Linked DNA regions of Homo sapiens: regions 2 and 3 are each linked to region 1. The links are chromatin loops, found by intact Hi-C in ENCODE. Cell type or tissue: ascending aorta. All regions are shown on one strand.

Region 1 (5,000 bases):
GGTCAAAAGTCTAAAACGCTTAGGCTGGCAACCATCAGATCCTTGCCCATGGTGTCCTCAAGCCTACTCTCATGAAATGGACAACAGTACACGCATATGGGGCCAGTTCCACATATTTGGCAACCAGACCAGCATCCAGGACAACACAAAGTATGTTGTTTGTTGTTAGAGGGCTTGGGACATTTCACTCTTTGCCAGCCTCAGCTTAATCCAGGAGACAAAGATTATTTTCCTTATTATCTCTTCTGCATAGGATCTGCAATCAGAACTATTGAACTTCTCCATTCAGACCGCCACTCACACCTATGGGAAAAGGGTAATGTATCATCGGCTTAGCAACAGGGAATACTATTCGTATGATGGAAAATGGGGACAAAAGGCTTTGGTACATAAAACATTATTCCTTCCTTGGCCTAAAAACTCATCGCCACCTACATTAAAGCTAATATGCCTGATTACTGTTTTTAGAGAACTTATTTTATTAGGGCAGTTCCAAGCTCAAAAATACGCTAACTGGCACCTTGTTAGCTACATAAAAATGCACCCTAGACCCGAAACTTACTAGACTCATTATAAAATTTTCTTTAAGGTGTCCACGCAGTCCCTGGTCACACTTGAAGCAGTCCGGAGAAATATCAGCCCTACCCCAGTAATCCCCAGAAGGAACTTACACTTTTTTTTAATCTTTTCCTACAACTTCATATTTTATAAATAAAAAGACAAAAATGTCAGGCCTGTGAGCTGAAGCTTAGCCATTGTAACCCCTGTGACCTGCACATATCCGTCCAGGTGGCCTGCAGGAGCCAAGAAGTCTGGAGCAGCCGAAAAACCACAAAGAAGTGAAACAGCCAGTTCCTGCCTTAACTAATTAACCCACCTTACGACATTCCACCATTATGACTTGTCCACCATTATGACTTGTTCCTGCCCTGCCCCAACTGATCAATCAACCCTGTGACATTCTTCTCCTGGACAATGAGTCCCATCATCTCTCCACCATGCACCTTGTGACCCCCTCCTCTGCTGAGGATAACCACCTTTAACTGTAACTTTCCACGCCTACCCAAGCCCTATAAAGCTGCCCCTCTCCTATCTCCCTTCACTGACTCTCTTTTCGGACTCAGCCCACTTGCACCCAAGTGAATTAACAGCCTTGTTGCTCACACAAAGCCTGATTGGGTGTCTTCTATACGGACACGCGTGACAGGAACCTCAACCCAAAGGCAGTCTGATGAGGTGTCTAAGATAAAAGTAGCGGCACAAAGGCTTTTGTAAACAGAGGCGTTTCATGTGGTTTTCCTTTCCTTTCCTTATATGTGAAAAGGTGACAGAAAAGAAATCTTCCTAAAAGAGTCAGCCACTGCTCTGTGGAACGATGATCATTTAAATGCCACGTCGATTTGAAACGTACAACAAAGGGACTAACAGTTGAGAACCATGTGGATTGCAGTGGAGACGCTGGCGTTAGAGAATGCGGGGAGGGAAACGTTCATTACAAGATTTACGGCCAGCCCAAGGGGGAGCGAGGCTGGGGGACCGGGTCGCGGAGACCCGGCTTCGCACACCTTTTGGAAGACTCAGGGAGAAGCGGGGGCCGCCTTCGGGGGGAAAGGCGGGACTGGGGAGCCCACAGGCCATGGCTCCTCCCACAGGATCCCCAGGCCGGAGGCGGGATCCCCCCATGATCCTCCCGTGGCCCCCGCACAATCTGGGGAGATGCGGAGCTGCCCAGAGAGGGCTCTGGGGCGACAGTCACTGCGCAGGGACAGGACAGGACTCCCGGAGTCCCAGCTGCCGGCCCAGCCCCACCCTGCGGCCGAGAGGACCGAGGGCCGAGCTGCTCCAGGGGAACTCGGGTCCCAGACCCCGGAGTCGCAGCGGACAGGCCCGGGTCCCGCCACAGCCAGATCCGGCTGGTTCCACCAGCTCCTCCTCCGGTCTCGGGACGTCCGGCCCCGCACACTCAGCATTTCCGGCTTCCGGGTGTCCCGGCGTCCTCCCCTGGGCCTGCTCACGTCGCAGAGGGGCGGCGACGGGGATTAGAGGGGAGGAGGGCCTGCGCGAGCAGCAAAGACCCCAAACCCCAAAAAACAAAGAAACCGCCAGAAACTGAAGCTTCCACAGCCCGCCACGTCCCCCGGCTACGGCTACGCTCCTGATTGGATAGTTAGTACGGCCCCTAGTGCCCCTGATTGGATACCGCTTCAGGTCCCGCCCCCTGGGGTTAGAAAGACAGGAGACCCGAGAAGACACTTGGCTGCGTGGAGCCCAAATGGGCGGTTCCTGGCAACTGGGCTTGTTGTCTTCCTCGTGTCAGGATGTAAAAAGAAAAGTAGAGGTTCTTCTTCAAAGACTTCCTTCTTCATCTAATTAAGAATAAATAGTGTTTGAAATGCTTGGTTTTTGGTGCCATAAAGAAATAGCACTTTAACATTAATTTATTTAGCAAGGCCATTTTTACTCCCTGCAGAAAGGGTACACTCGCCAGCAGTTTTGCCACGAGCGTACACCGAGCAAAGGAGACAGGGTCATTTATAACCTGAGGTGTCCACCCTACTGCTGTGTCCAGTTTCCATTGGCTGGAACGGGACCTCACATTCTGTGTTTGTCCTGATTGGCTAGCAACTTAGAACGTTTTAAAAGAGGCAAAGGTGGAGGAGAACAAAGGAAGAAGGAAGTAACTTGTGGAATGCTGAGAAAGGTAAAAACACCTTCAAATAAGGAAGAGGAAGAGGCTATGACTTAATGCTTGCTTGGACCAGTATAAGCATACCAGGGCAAATATTTGGGCTAAATTGTGGGAGCTAAGAACATAAAGTATATTGATTTCTTTATTATGGCTAGCAGATATTTAAGAATGTTAGCACAGGTCTTTGAATAAATTTTGCTTTTAAGAGAAGTTACTATTTATTCCTAATCGAATGGGAAGGAAAATTTTTGAAGAGGAACCTCTACTTTACTTTTTACAAACAATAACTTGTTTTAGAAGCAACATTTATTTAAAGACTTGTACTAATATTCTTAAATATTTGCTAGCTGTAATAAAGAAATCAATGTACTTTATGTTCCTAGCTTTTACATTTTAGCTTAAATATTTGCTTTGGCATGCTTATACTAGTCTAACCAAGTATTAGGTCGTAGCTTGTTCTTTATTTGAAGGTGTTTTTACTTTTCTTAGCGTTCTACAAGTTACTTCTTTCTTTTGTTTTCTTCTGCTTTTGCCTTTTTAAAAAAAGTTCTAAGTTGCTAGCTGATTGGGATAAATACAGAGTGTGAGGTCTTGTTCCAGCTAATGGTAACTGGACACAGCAGTAGGGTAGACGCGTCAAGTTGTAAATGACCTTGTCTCTTTTGTTCAGTGTACTCTCGTGGCAAAAACTGCTAGCAAGTGTATCTTTTCTGCGGAAAGTAAGAAACTGGCCTTGCTGAAGAAATTAAATTCATGTTCAAGTGCTATTCTTTACAGCGCCCGAGAACAAGCATTTCAAACAAGGACCTCTGGGGATTGGGGGTGGGGGTGGGGTGACATTTGCAAGTGGACACTGGCATTCATCAGTACTCACTGGGCCCTTCCTCTTTCTTCCTCCTGGACTAGGGGAAATTCCACACAGTGTTGTCCATCAAGAAAAATGCCCAGACAAGGCTCAATCATTTTAGGAGGTTTATTTGCCAAAGTTAAGGACATGCACCCCTGACACAGCCTCAGGAAGTTCTGACATGTGCCCAAGGTGGTCAGGGAACAGTTTGGTTTTATACATTTTAGGGAGACATGAGACATCAGTCAATATATATAAGGAGTATTTGGTTCTATCCAGAAAGATGGGGACAATTCGAAGCAGGGAGAGGGCTTCCAGGTCACGGAGAGACAAGTGGTTGCCTTCTCCTGAGTTTCCAATATGCCTTTCCAAAGGAGGCAATCAGAATATGCGTCTATCTCAGTGAGCTGGAGGGATGACTTCGAATAGAATGGAAGGCAGGTTTGTCCTGAGCAGTTCCCAGCTTGAATTTTCCCTTTAGCTCAGTGATTTTGGGGGCCCAGTGGAGCCAAGGATCCCGTGGCGTCAGAGCAGGAGGGGAGGCCAGGCCAGGCAAGACTGGAACAGGAGGGAGGACCTTTGGGGTGAGGCTGTTGGCAACGAAAGTAAGGGTTTCTCATACCTTATCATTCAATCTATTCCTTTTCATACAAGAAGATAAAGACACAGCAGCAAGAACAATTATTAAATGCATGAAAAAAACAGAGTTATATGACAGCAATATTCCATAAAGGAATCAAAACACAAAAAGGCAAAAAATGAGCTTGTTCAGATAAGCAGGGTGCCACACCCACAGTTCAAAAAGAAAATCGCCTTCAAGGGGTTAAACTTATTCCCAAGCTTGAGAGCCATGTTCTGCTGAAGTGGAGACCCAGGGTGGACCAGACCAGGGGTGACGAGGCAGGGAAACCTAAGGATTTAACTCTGTCAGCCTACCATGTTCTCTTGCCCCATTCTCACAGTGTGGAAATGCTTCCCTCCTTCAATGCCTTGGTTTTTGCCAACAGAAAATTCTCACAAGGAGTTGTTACAGGAGAGGGGTCCTGATCCAGACCCCAAGAGAGGGTTCTTGGATCTCACACAAGAAAAAATTCAGAGTGAGTCCCTAAGCTGAAAGCAAGTTCATTTAAAAAGTAGAGGAATAAGGGCTGGGCATGGTGGCTCATGCCTGTAATCCCAGCACTTAGGGAGGCCGAGGCAGACAGGTCACCTGAGGTCAGGAGTTCAAGACCAGCCTGACTAACATCTAGTGAAACTCTGTCTCTACTAAAAATACAAAAATTAGCTTGGCATAGGGGTGCACGCCTGCAATCCCAGCTACTTGGGAAGCTGAGGCAGGAGAATCGCTTGAATCCAGGAGGATGAAGTTGCAGTGAGCCGAGATAGCGCCACTGCACTCCAGTCTGGGTGACAGAGTGAGACTCTGTCTCTCAAAAAAAAAAAATAAAATAAAGGAATAAAAGA
Region 2 (5,000 bases), 57 kb before region 1:
CAGCAGCCCAGAGATGAGCAGACACAAGGAAATGGGTCAGGCAGGGAGCAGCCCCTGGATAGTGGGCTCAGGAGGCCTCAAGTCCAGAGTGGAGAAGGTGGGGATGCCAGGAGAGCCCTGCTCTGTGCCCCACAGTACTGCAGGAGCCCCTTGGAGGTGCACTATTGTAGGAAAGACAGGCAGCAAAAGGATCCAGACAGGCTGGGGTGGGAGGACAGGTAGGTGAGAAAGGCTTGGGATGGAACTACAGAGGAATGAGTGAGTGAGGAGAGGAGTGAGTGAGTGAGGAGAGGAGTGAGTGAGTGAGGAGGGGAGTGAGTGAGTGAGGAGGGGAGTGAGTGAGTGAGGAGGGGAGTGAGTGAGTGAGGAGGGGAGTGAGTGAGTGAGGAGGGGAGTGAGTGAGTGAGGAGGGGAGTGAGTGAGTGAGGAGGGGAGTCAGTGAGTGAGGAGGGGAGTCAGTGAGTGAGGAGGGGAGTCAGTGAGTGAGGACGGGAGTGAGTGAGGAGGGGAGTGAGTGAGGAGGGGAGTGAGTGAGGAGGGGAGTGAGTGAGGAGGGGAGGGAGTGAGTGAGGAGGGGAGGGAGTGAGTGAGGAGGGGAGGGAGTGAGTGAGGAGGGGAGGGAGTGAGTGAGGAGGGGAGTGAGTGAGGAGGGGAGTGAGTGAGTGAGGAGGGGAGTGAGTGAGTGAGGAGGGGAGGGAGTGAGTGAGGAGGGGAGTGAGTGAGGAGGGGAGTGAGTGAGTGAGGAGGGGAGTGAGTGAGTGAGGAGGGGAGTGAGTGAGTGAGGAGGGGAGTACGTGAGTGAGGAGGGGAGTGCGTGAGTGAGGAGGGGAGTGAGTGAGTGCATGGGTAGAGGAGTGAGTGAGTGCATGGGTAGAGGAGTGAGTGAGTGAGGAGAGGAGTGAGTGAGTGCATGGGTAGAGGAGTGCGTGAGTGAGGAGAGGAGTGAGTGAGTGCATGGGTAGAGGAGTGAGTGAGTGCATGGGTAGAGGAGTGAGTGAGTGAGGAGAGGAGTGAGTGAGTGAGGAGAGGAGTGAGTGAGTGAGGAGAGGAGTGCGTGAGTGAGGAGGGGAGTGAGTGAGTGCATGGGTAGAGGAGTGAGTGAGTGCATGGGTAGAGGAGTGAGTGAGGAGAGGAGTGAGTGAGTGAGGAGGGGAGTGAGTGAGTGAGGAGGGGAGTGAGTGAGTGAGGAGGGGAGTGAGTGAGTGAGGAGGGGAGTGAGTGAGTGAGTGAGGAGGGGAGTGCGTGAGTGAGGAGAGGAGTGAGTGAGTGCATGGGTAGAGGAGTGAGTGAGTGAGGAGAGGAGTGAGTGAGTGAGGAGAGGAGTGAGTGAGTGAGGAGAGGAGTGAGTGAGTGAGGAGAGGAGTGAGTGAGTGAGGAGAGGAGTGCGTGAGTGAGGAGAGGAGTGAGTGAGTGCATGGGTAGAGGAGTGAGTGAGTGCATGGGTAGAGGAGTGAGTGAGTGCATGGGTAGAGGAGTGAGTGAGTGAGGAGAGGAGTGAGTGAGTGAGGAGAGGAGTGAGTGAGTGAGGAGGGGAGTGAGTGAGTGAGGAGGGGAGTGAGTGAGGAGGGGAGTGAGTGAGTGAGGAGGGGAGTGAGTGAGTGAGGAGGGGAGTGAGTGAGTGAGGAGGGGAGTGAGTGCATGGGTAGAGGAGTGAGTGAGTGAGGAGAGGAGTGAGTGCATGGGTAGAGGAGTGAGTGAATGAGCCGCCTCCCTCGCTTCTCTGCCGGCCCACACCTCAGCCACCCTCTAAACCCAGCTCCTTGATCCCCCTTCCTGCCCTTTGGGAATTCCATCCACCCTGAGATCCCAGAGTCATCCTGCTGCCACACTCACGAGGTCCTGGTTGACCCCAAAACCATTTCTGTTTTGGGGGTTGTGGAAAGTACTGAAGGCGGCGGCAGTTGTCATAGAAGGCATAGGTCCAGGCCAGGAAGCCGGCCAGGAGCCGGGAGGCCCCAGCCAGCAGCAGGAGCAGCCACGGGAATGCTGCCACCTGCCCGAGGCCCAGCCAGGACAGGCTCAGCTGCGGCATCCTGCAGGGCAGACAGGATGGAGGGTGAGATCCTGAGGCCCAGGGAAAGTCTCAGGGAGCTCCAGGGACAGTGGAGAGAAGCAGGGAAGGGGTGGGTGGAGGCAGGAAAGGGAGGGCTCTGGGATGAATAAACAAGGACTGAGAGCTAAATTCCAGAAAGCCCCAGCCAAATCCAATAGCCAAGTGGCCTCTAGTTGCCTAGTAACCACCCAGAAAGGAGAAGAGAGAGAGAGACTGATTAGAGTCCAGAAAGGCCCAGCCTGAATCACTGGGAGGTTGCCAGGGGTCCGGTTACCAGGAAACCACCAGTCTCCCAGGCCAGCAGCCTGGAGACACCCCAGCCTTGGGCAGTGCCCCTCCCCATCCCAGGCCAGGAGGCTCCAGTCTGACCACCCCCAGCCTGGCACCTTCTGTCAGGAGCAGCTTGTACCACACAACCTCCTCTCCTCTTCTGCTGGGAGTTCTTTGCCTCTGGCCCCTGATTTAGGGAAAGGTCGTGGGAGGCTGGGCTGCGCTGGGCTGGGCCAGTCAATCTCCACAGCCTGGGTGCATCTCCCTTGCCTGGGAGATGCCGGCCAAAACCTGGGGTTTGGCCAGCTGGGTGCAGAGGAACCAGCTCAGGGTGCCCCAGTATGGGGACTGGATCCTCAGGTCTCAGCATCTCCCTCACAGTTTAGAGGGGAAGTTGGGGAGTGGTTAAAGGGGACTCTGAGCCCCAAGTTTACAGCCACCCTGCCCTTTCAAGGCAAGGATGTGGCAGGTAAAAGCATGAACTTGAGAGTTCACAGCCACCTGAGCTGGGCCAGGCCAACCCTTGTCCCAGATCATCTGGGCTCCTCTCCAAACATGGGCGGGGAGGATGTCAGGTGCTGCATCTTGGTACAGACTTAGGAGATTCAGAGACAGAAGCCTCTCATCTCTGGCTTCACAGCCTGGCAAGAGTTCAAGTCCTGCCTCCAGGCAGCCCAGGGCCTGAGCTGAGACCTGACTGCTTGAAGCAGGAAGAAAGAATCCAGTCCCAACCCTGCTGAGGATTACCTGGGTCAGAGTCTGGGGATAAAGAGCCCAGCTGGAGGAGCAAATCTAGAGGCTGGGCTCAGCTTAGAGGACAGAGCAGAGGCATAGGGGATGAGGCTGAGAGGGGCTGTGAGCAGACGGGGTCCAGGCAGGGGAGGGCAGAGCGAGGGGACCCCGAGTGTAGTCCTTGTTCTGACCTGTCCTTTCTCTGACTGTGGGCAATGTGGCCATCCTGGGCTCAGGCTTCCCATCTGGGAAATGGGATGTCAGATGAGGCCTTAGAGGGCGACAGAGGAAGGCTCCTAAGAAGAGAGAGCTCCAAAAAGAGGGACTGAAGGGAAGGGGATGACAACTAGCACTTGAGCTGCTGTGTGCCTGTCTCTACTCCATGCGAAAGACTGTATGGAAAACACTACTGTGTGTACCTACTGCGTGCCAGTCTCACTATATAAAGTGCACCTACTGTGTATCAGGTACTCTACATAAATTCTGTCTACTATGTGCCAGGTACACCACATAAACCTCACCTACTGTGTGCAGCATGCTCTACATAATGTAAGCTTACTTTGTGCAGAGTACTTTATACAAAGCGTGCCTACTCTGTGCCACATGCCATATATAAAGCATACCTACTGTGTGCCAGGTGCTCCACATAAAGAGTGTCTACTGTATGCTGGGCGCCCTTCACAAATCCTGTATCTTGAGTCCCTGGTCCTTTATATAAACCATGCCTGCTGTGTGCCAGGTGTTCTAAATAAAGCACACCTATTGTGTGCCAGATGTCCTACATAAAATGTTCCTCCTGTATGTTGGGCCCCGTACATAAAATAAAACTGCTCTGTGCAACATACTTGACATAAAGCACACATACTATGTGCCAGGTACACTACATAAAGACCACCTACTGTGTGCCAGGTATGCCACATAAAGTGTGCCTACTATGTGTTAGGTACTCCACGTAAAGTACACCTACTGTGTGCCAGGTGCTCTACATAAAGTGCACCTACTGTGTGTCAGGTGCTCTACGTAAACCACACCTGCTTGTATCAGATGCCCAGCTGGATGACAACGCCCAAAGCTGTCCCACTACCCTCCCATCAGCTCTCTAGGCCAGAGTCCCGGGGATTGTTGGAGAGACCCAAATGATGGCATCCAGAGGAGGGAAGATGTCCATTTAACATAAAAGCAAACTGAGGCTCAGAGAGGCCAGGCCTCTAGCCCAAGTTGCAGAGCTCACAGGAACTCAGGTCTATGAGACCCTCAAGTCCAAATCCTTTCCTTCTGCCGTGCTGCTCCACCCCCATTCATTAGGGTCAATGCCATATTAATACAGGGACATTTATAATGGAGGAATTTCAGGCAGCGTGGTGGCCCAGAGGGGAGCTATCTGGAGGCTGTTGAATCAGCACCTGGCTCCTCCTCCCACACCCAGGATGCTCCACCCAACAGATCCAGGGCTCTCCTCCTGGCCCTCCCTGGATCCTGTCCAGAATTGCCCTATGGGGTAGACTCGGGAGAAGGGGGTCTTGAAGGATGGGGCTCCTAGCAGAGCTGCTGAGCAGGAGGGTGGGGAAGACAGTGCTCCTGACACTAGCTGGGTGTTGGGGAGCCCCTAGACCTCCCCCACCCCACCACCACTGCCAGCTCAATCAGCCAGGGGATTCAGGCTGAAGGGGGCCAGCCCCTCCACCCCTGTGGGTATTTCTCGTCAGGTGGTACGAGAGACTGAGAAAAGAAATAAGACACAGAGATAAAGTATAGAGAAAGAACAGTGGACCCAGGGGACTGGCACACTCAGCATGCGAGGACCTGTACCGGTGCCGGTCTCTGAGTTCCCTCAATATTTATTGATTACTATTTTCACTGTCTCAGCAAGGGGAGTGCGAGGGAGAAGAGGGTGAACAGGGTGATGATGGGGAGAAGGTCAGCAGGGAAACGTGTGAGTAACAGA
Region 3 (5,000 bases), 730 kb before region 1:
CACAATCTGATTTCAGTTTTAAGTCCACTGTGGGTAATATATGGAGAATGAAATGTAGGGCTAAGACAGGTTATATTTTCCCAGATGGCCACAATATCTCCCACCCTACATCCACTTGTACAATGTCACCTTGACATGCCTCCCATGTAGAGAGGTATAATCTGTGCCCCCTTTCCTTGAATCTGGTGGCAGAAGTGACACAGCATGACACTCAAGGCTGGGTCAGAAGAGATGCAACTTCTTCCTTGTTCACTTTTAGAGGGCTGGGTGGCTGTCTAAGAAGTCTGACTACCCCAAGACCACCATGCTGGAAGGAAACCCGAACCACACGGAGAGGCCTGTGTAGCTACCCTGGTCCACAGCCCCAGCAACAGCTGGCGTCAGTTGCAAGACCTCTGAGTGAAGACACCTCCAGATGACTCAGGACCCTGCCATTTTTTAGTCACCCTCTAGCCTAAGTCTCCCCTGTCCAAACTGAACCACAGCATCTGTGAGCATCATGTAAACCAAAAGGTATCTCAGATAAGTCTCAATAAATTTAGAAAGCTTATTTTGCCAAGGTTATGGACATGCCTGTGACACAGACTTAGAAGCTCCTGACAACATAAACTAGGGTAGTCAGGGCCACTACCTTGATTCAGGTCTGTAATCCTAGCTACTTGGTAGGCCAAGGCGGGCAGATCACTTGAGACCAGGAGGGTTTTTTGTTTTGTTTTGTTTTTTTGTTTTGTTTTTTTGAGACGGAGTTTCACTCTTGTTGCCCAGGCTGGAATGCAGTGACACAATATTGGCTCCCTGCAACCTCCGCCTCCCGGGTTCAAGAGATTCTCCTGCCTCAGCCTCCCGAGTAGCTGGGATTATAGGCATGCACCACCACCCCCAGCTAATTTTGTGTTTTTAGTAGAGAAGGGGTTTCCCCATGTTGGTCAGGCTGGTCTCGAACTCCCAACCTCAGGTGATCCGCCCGCCTTGGCCTCCCACAGTGCTGGGATTAGAGGCGTGAGCCACCGCACCCAGCCGAGCCCAGGAGTTTGAGACCAGTCTGGGCAACATGATGAGACTCTATCTCTACAAAAAGTAGGGAAATTAGCCAGGTATGGTGACACATGCCTATAGTCCCACTTGCTCGGGAGGCTGAGGCAGGAGCATCACTTGAGCCCAAGAGGCTGAGACTGCAGTGAGCTGTGGTGGTACCACTGCACTCCACCTTGGTCTAGTTTTATATATTTTAGGGAGACATGAGACAGCAATCAATATATGTAAGATGCACATGGGTTTGGTCTGGGAAGGCAGGACAACTCAAAAGTAGGGAGAAGGCTTCCAGGTTATAGGTGGATAAGAGAGAAACAATTGCATTCTTTCGAGTTTCTGACTAGCCTTTCTGAATATGCAATTTACAGAGATAGTCACTTATGCCTTAGTCTGGCTTAGTGAAACAAATAGGTAAGGAAGCGATCAGATATGTGTTTGTCTCATGTGAGCAGAGGGACAATTTTGAGTTCTGCCTGTCCTTCATCCATAAGGAATTTCCTTGTAGGCAAATTGTGGGGGAGGTATGTAGCTTTTTTTTTCTTTTCTTTTCTTCTTTTTTTTTAGACGGCATCTTGCTCTGATGACCAGGCTAGAGTGCAGTGGTGCAATTTTGATTCACTGCAACCTCCACCTCCCGTGTTCAAGCAATTTTCCTGCCTCAGCCTCCCAAATAGCTGGGATTACCAGTGCCCACCCACCATGCCTGGCCAATTTTTTTTCTTTTTCATATTTTTAGTAGAGATGGAGTTTCACCATGTTGGCCAGCCTGGTTTCGAACTCCTGACCTCAAGTGATCCGTCGCCTCAGCCTCCCAAAGTGCTAGGATTACAGGAGTGAGCCACCGCGCCCAGCTAGCTTTTTTAACCTTGTAGCTATCTTACTTAGGAATAGAATGGGAGGCAGGTTTGTCCTACACAGTTACCAGTTTGACTTCTTCCTTTTGGCTCAGTGATTTGGAGGTCTCAAGATTTATTTTCCTTTCACAATCACGACATGGTTGTTTTACATCATTACGTTTGGGGATGGTTTGTCAAACAGCAGTAGTAATTGGAATTTGGAGGTGAGAGAATTGAGTGGGGAAAGAGTGGCATGGGGAGACCAAGGAAGAAGCTTGGGGTGGGGTGGGTAGTGGGGACGGTCATTGAAACGAATGACACTACGGCTTGCACCAGGTTGAAGCAGTACCTGGCAAGGAGAGAGAGGATACGTGGAGGCTGCGATTTGGAGACAGACCCAAGAGAACTTCCTGGATGCCATCACCCAGAGTCCCATCCAGGGAGGGTGGGTGAGGTGGAAGACAAGGGATCGGGCCTGCGCCACGATCGTCACGTCCCATCGAAGCTGGAGCGGATCCGGGCACCCGGAGCCCCCATTCCAACCCCTCCCGGCCCCAGGCAACTACATCTCCCAGCATCGCCCGCTCGGGCCGCGGGAAAGGGGAAAAAAAAAAAAAGTTTGGGCCAAGCATTCCCGGAATGTGCTTCCTGCTGGCGCGGGGCGGGGGGCGGGCGGGGAGGCCCGGGCGGGGCGGGGAGGGCGCGGGGCGGCGCGGCCGGAGCCCGGGGCGCGCACTCGGCTCGGCCCGGCCCGGGCCGCAGCATGGCCGAGCCGCTACTCAGGAAAACCTTCTCCCGCCTGCGGGGCCGGGAGAAACTTCCCCGGAAAAAGTCGGACGCCAAGGAGCGCGGTAAGCGGAGATCGGTGGGGAACAGGGGGCGCCGAGCCCCACCCGGCCTGGGAGCGGGGTCCCAGGGCCCCGAGGACAGACGGTGGGGGGGATCAGGGGGAGCCCCCCGCACCCCGCTGCAGACTGGGGTGCCTCCAGCCAGGGGAGGGTAGGGGTCCTGGAAGGAAGGGGCTGGGAGGGAGGGGGGCGCGGACCGTTATGTGCTGCTGGCCGGGGATGCCAGCGCTGCGGGCTCCTTGGGAGGCCCGGGAGGGGGCCTCGCCCACGACAGGAAATGGGGCCGCGACTGAGGGCCTGGAGGGTGGAGGGGAGGAGGGGCTGGGAGGCCGGGACACTGGGGCCCAGTCGGGCTGGGCAAGGGGCATCGGGAGCCCTGGAGGCGCAGGATGGGAGATGGGAGGCGTACTCCTGCAAAGGAAAGAGAGGGGCGGCCCGTCAATCAGAGTAGCTGCCCCCTCCGCCTCCCACCTACTAACAGTGACGGCAACTGCGCCTGCCTTAGCCCCAGGAAACTGTCCCTTTTATACAGATGGGGAAACTGAGGCACGGAGCAATTGGGTCATGTGCCCAGGGCCATCGACTTAAACAGCTCTTTGGACTATGCTACAAACAGAGACCCTAGAGGGTGGACATCAGAGGTGGCCAGAGGAGGAGTTCAGCAGGGTAGCAAGTAAAAACCTTAGAGAAACAGCTGCGTGGGATAGGGGGACCCAGGAAGGAAGGAGTTAAAGGAGGAAGGCCAGACCATTCCATGGACGTACCCCTTCCCCCCAGGCCTTCCCAAAGATTCCCAATGTTCCCAGGGAAGGGAGAAGGGACAGAGATGCCCAAACACAAACACACACAGGAAACAGCCCAGGACATGAGACAGGAGAGGAGGGAGGGAAGGGGAAGTCCCAAAGCATTGAGCGTGGGGGGTCTGGCCTGGGCTGAGGGACAAGGGCCCATCCCAGGATGGCGACAGAGTTTGGAAGACAGGAGGGAGGGTAAAAGGGGCAGGGGACTGGGAGTGACTGTGCTGCAGGGAATAGAAAACCCAGCTCCTCACTCCTGAGCACGTAGTGCCTGCTGTGGGCTGTATACTTTTCCAAAAGGCTCCTGGAAGCCTCCCTGGACATGGAAATCACATCCCCCCATTTCACAGGAGGATACTGAGCCTCAGAGAGGGAAGCGACTTGCCCAAGGCCACGCAGGTGCAAAGCTCCATGCCACGGTTATTGAGAGGGTAGAGGAAGTGGAGACTGGAACGCAGTACCTACGGGCCCCAGGAAGCCTGACTTAGAACCCTGAGGCTGCAGGGATGGAGTCCCCTTTTGGGATGCCAGGGACTGAGTAGGGGGTGCTCTAAGCTGATAACTGAGATCGCTAGCCTGTGGCTGCCTATTCCAAACAAAACAGCAGGATCCAAGGAACCATGACTTATCAGGGGCCGGCCAGGGCCGTACACAGCATCCCACCCACTGATCAATTGCACAGGGCTGCTCTGCAGGCAGTGAGGGGCTGGGTGGGTCTCACTCCCCTTGCTCTCTGCCAGGCCACCCAGCCCAGCGCCCAGAGCCCAGCCCTCCAGAGCCAGAGCCCCAGGCTCCCGAAGGGTCCCAGGCCGGAGCAGAGGGGCCCTCCAGCCCCGAGGCATCAAGGAGCCCTGCACGGGGAGCCTACCTGCAAAGCCTGGAGCCCAGTAGCCGCCGATGGGTGCTGGGTGGGGCCAAGCCAGCTGAGGACACCTCTTTAGGGCCTGGGGTACCTGGCACTGGGGAGCCCGCCGGCGAGATCTGGTACAACCCCATCCCTGAGGAAGACCCCAGACCTCCAGCACCTGAGCCCCCGGGGCCACAGCCTGGCTCAGCTGAGTCAGAGGGCCTGGCCCCCCAAGGTAAGAACAAGCTTCCCATCCCCTTCCCCAAGGTGAGCACCAGCTCCACATCCCTTCCCTTCAGGGTAGCACCAGCCTCACACTCCCTCCTCCCAGAGGAGCACCAACCTCACACTCCTTCCCTTCAGGGGAGCACCAGCCTCACATCCCCACCCCGTCAGATGCTCCCAGAGGAGCATCAGCCTCACACCCTCCTCCCCGCCAGGGGAACACCAGCCTCACACTCCTTCCCTTCAGGGGAGCACCAGCCTCACCCCCCTCCCCTAAGCCCAGGTTCCTGGACCCTGAAGTCTGCTCTCCACACAGGTGCAGCCCCCGCCAGCCCCCCAACCAAAGCCTCCCGCACCAAGTCCCCGGGCCCCGCCAGGCGCCTCTCCATAAAGATGAAGAAGCTGCCGGAACTGC

What was found. Peaks named below come from ENCODE experiments on the same cell type or tissue, not always from the same donor. Only the 100,000 strongest peaks of a DNase experiment are listed, where the experiment ranks them.
Region 2: a loop joins it to region 1, with 10 times the contacts of the local background. A loop is called at or near these places in 4 of 110 quality-filtered maps.
Region 3: it touches region 1 in a loop (4-fold over the local background); 2 of 110 quality-filtered maps call a loop at or near these places.

The regions. Positions count from the first base shown.
Region 1 is chr19:15,834,965-15,839,964 of GRCh38, forward strand. LOC124900418 (collagen alpha-1(I) chain-like) reads left to right here. Exons shown (of 3, transcript XM_047439793.1): 3 at 254-2,416. The coding sequence starts at 1,438. The coding sequence ends at 2,043. UCA1 (urothelial cancer associated 1) reads left to right here. Exons shown (of 3, transcript NR_015379.3): 3 at 1-1,357. Among named protein-coding and RNA genes, the nearest start is that of UCA1, 8.5 kb to the left of the region's middle. RefSeq lists enhancers at 1-1,173, 1,954-2,183, 2,324-2,473 and a silencer at 1,604-1,823. In ascending aorta, no CTCF peak of the experiment used is centred here; a DNase peak (open chromatin) is centred at 2,207; H3K4me3 peaks cover 1,869 bases; H3K27ac peaks cover 2,028 bases.
Region 2 is chr19:15,777,880-15,782,879 of GRCh38, forward strand. It overlaps the pseudogene CYP4F24P. Among named protein-coding and RNA genes, the nearest start is that of OR10H5, 7.3 kb to the right of the region's middle. In ascending aorta, no CTCF peak of the experiment used is centred here; DNase peaks (open chromatin) are centred at 2,312 and 2,912; H3K4me3 peaks cover 989 bases; H3K27ac peaks cover 1,707 bases.
Region 3 is chr19:15,104,803-15,109,802 of GRCh38, forward strand. It overlaps SYDE1 (synapse defective Rho GTPase activating protein 1), which reads left to right and starts at 2,599. Exons shown (of 8, transcript NM_033025.6): 1 at 2,599-2,719; 2 at 4,254-4,595; 3 at 4,902-5,000. The coding sequence starts at 2,632. RefSeq lists an enhancer at 4,285-4,835. In ascending aorta, no CTCF peak of the experiment used is centred here; a DNase peak (open chromatin) is centred at 2,429; H3K4me3 peaks cover 2,591 bases; H3K27ac peaks cover 3,027 bases.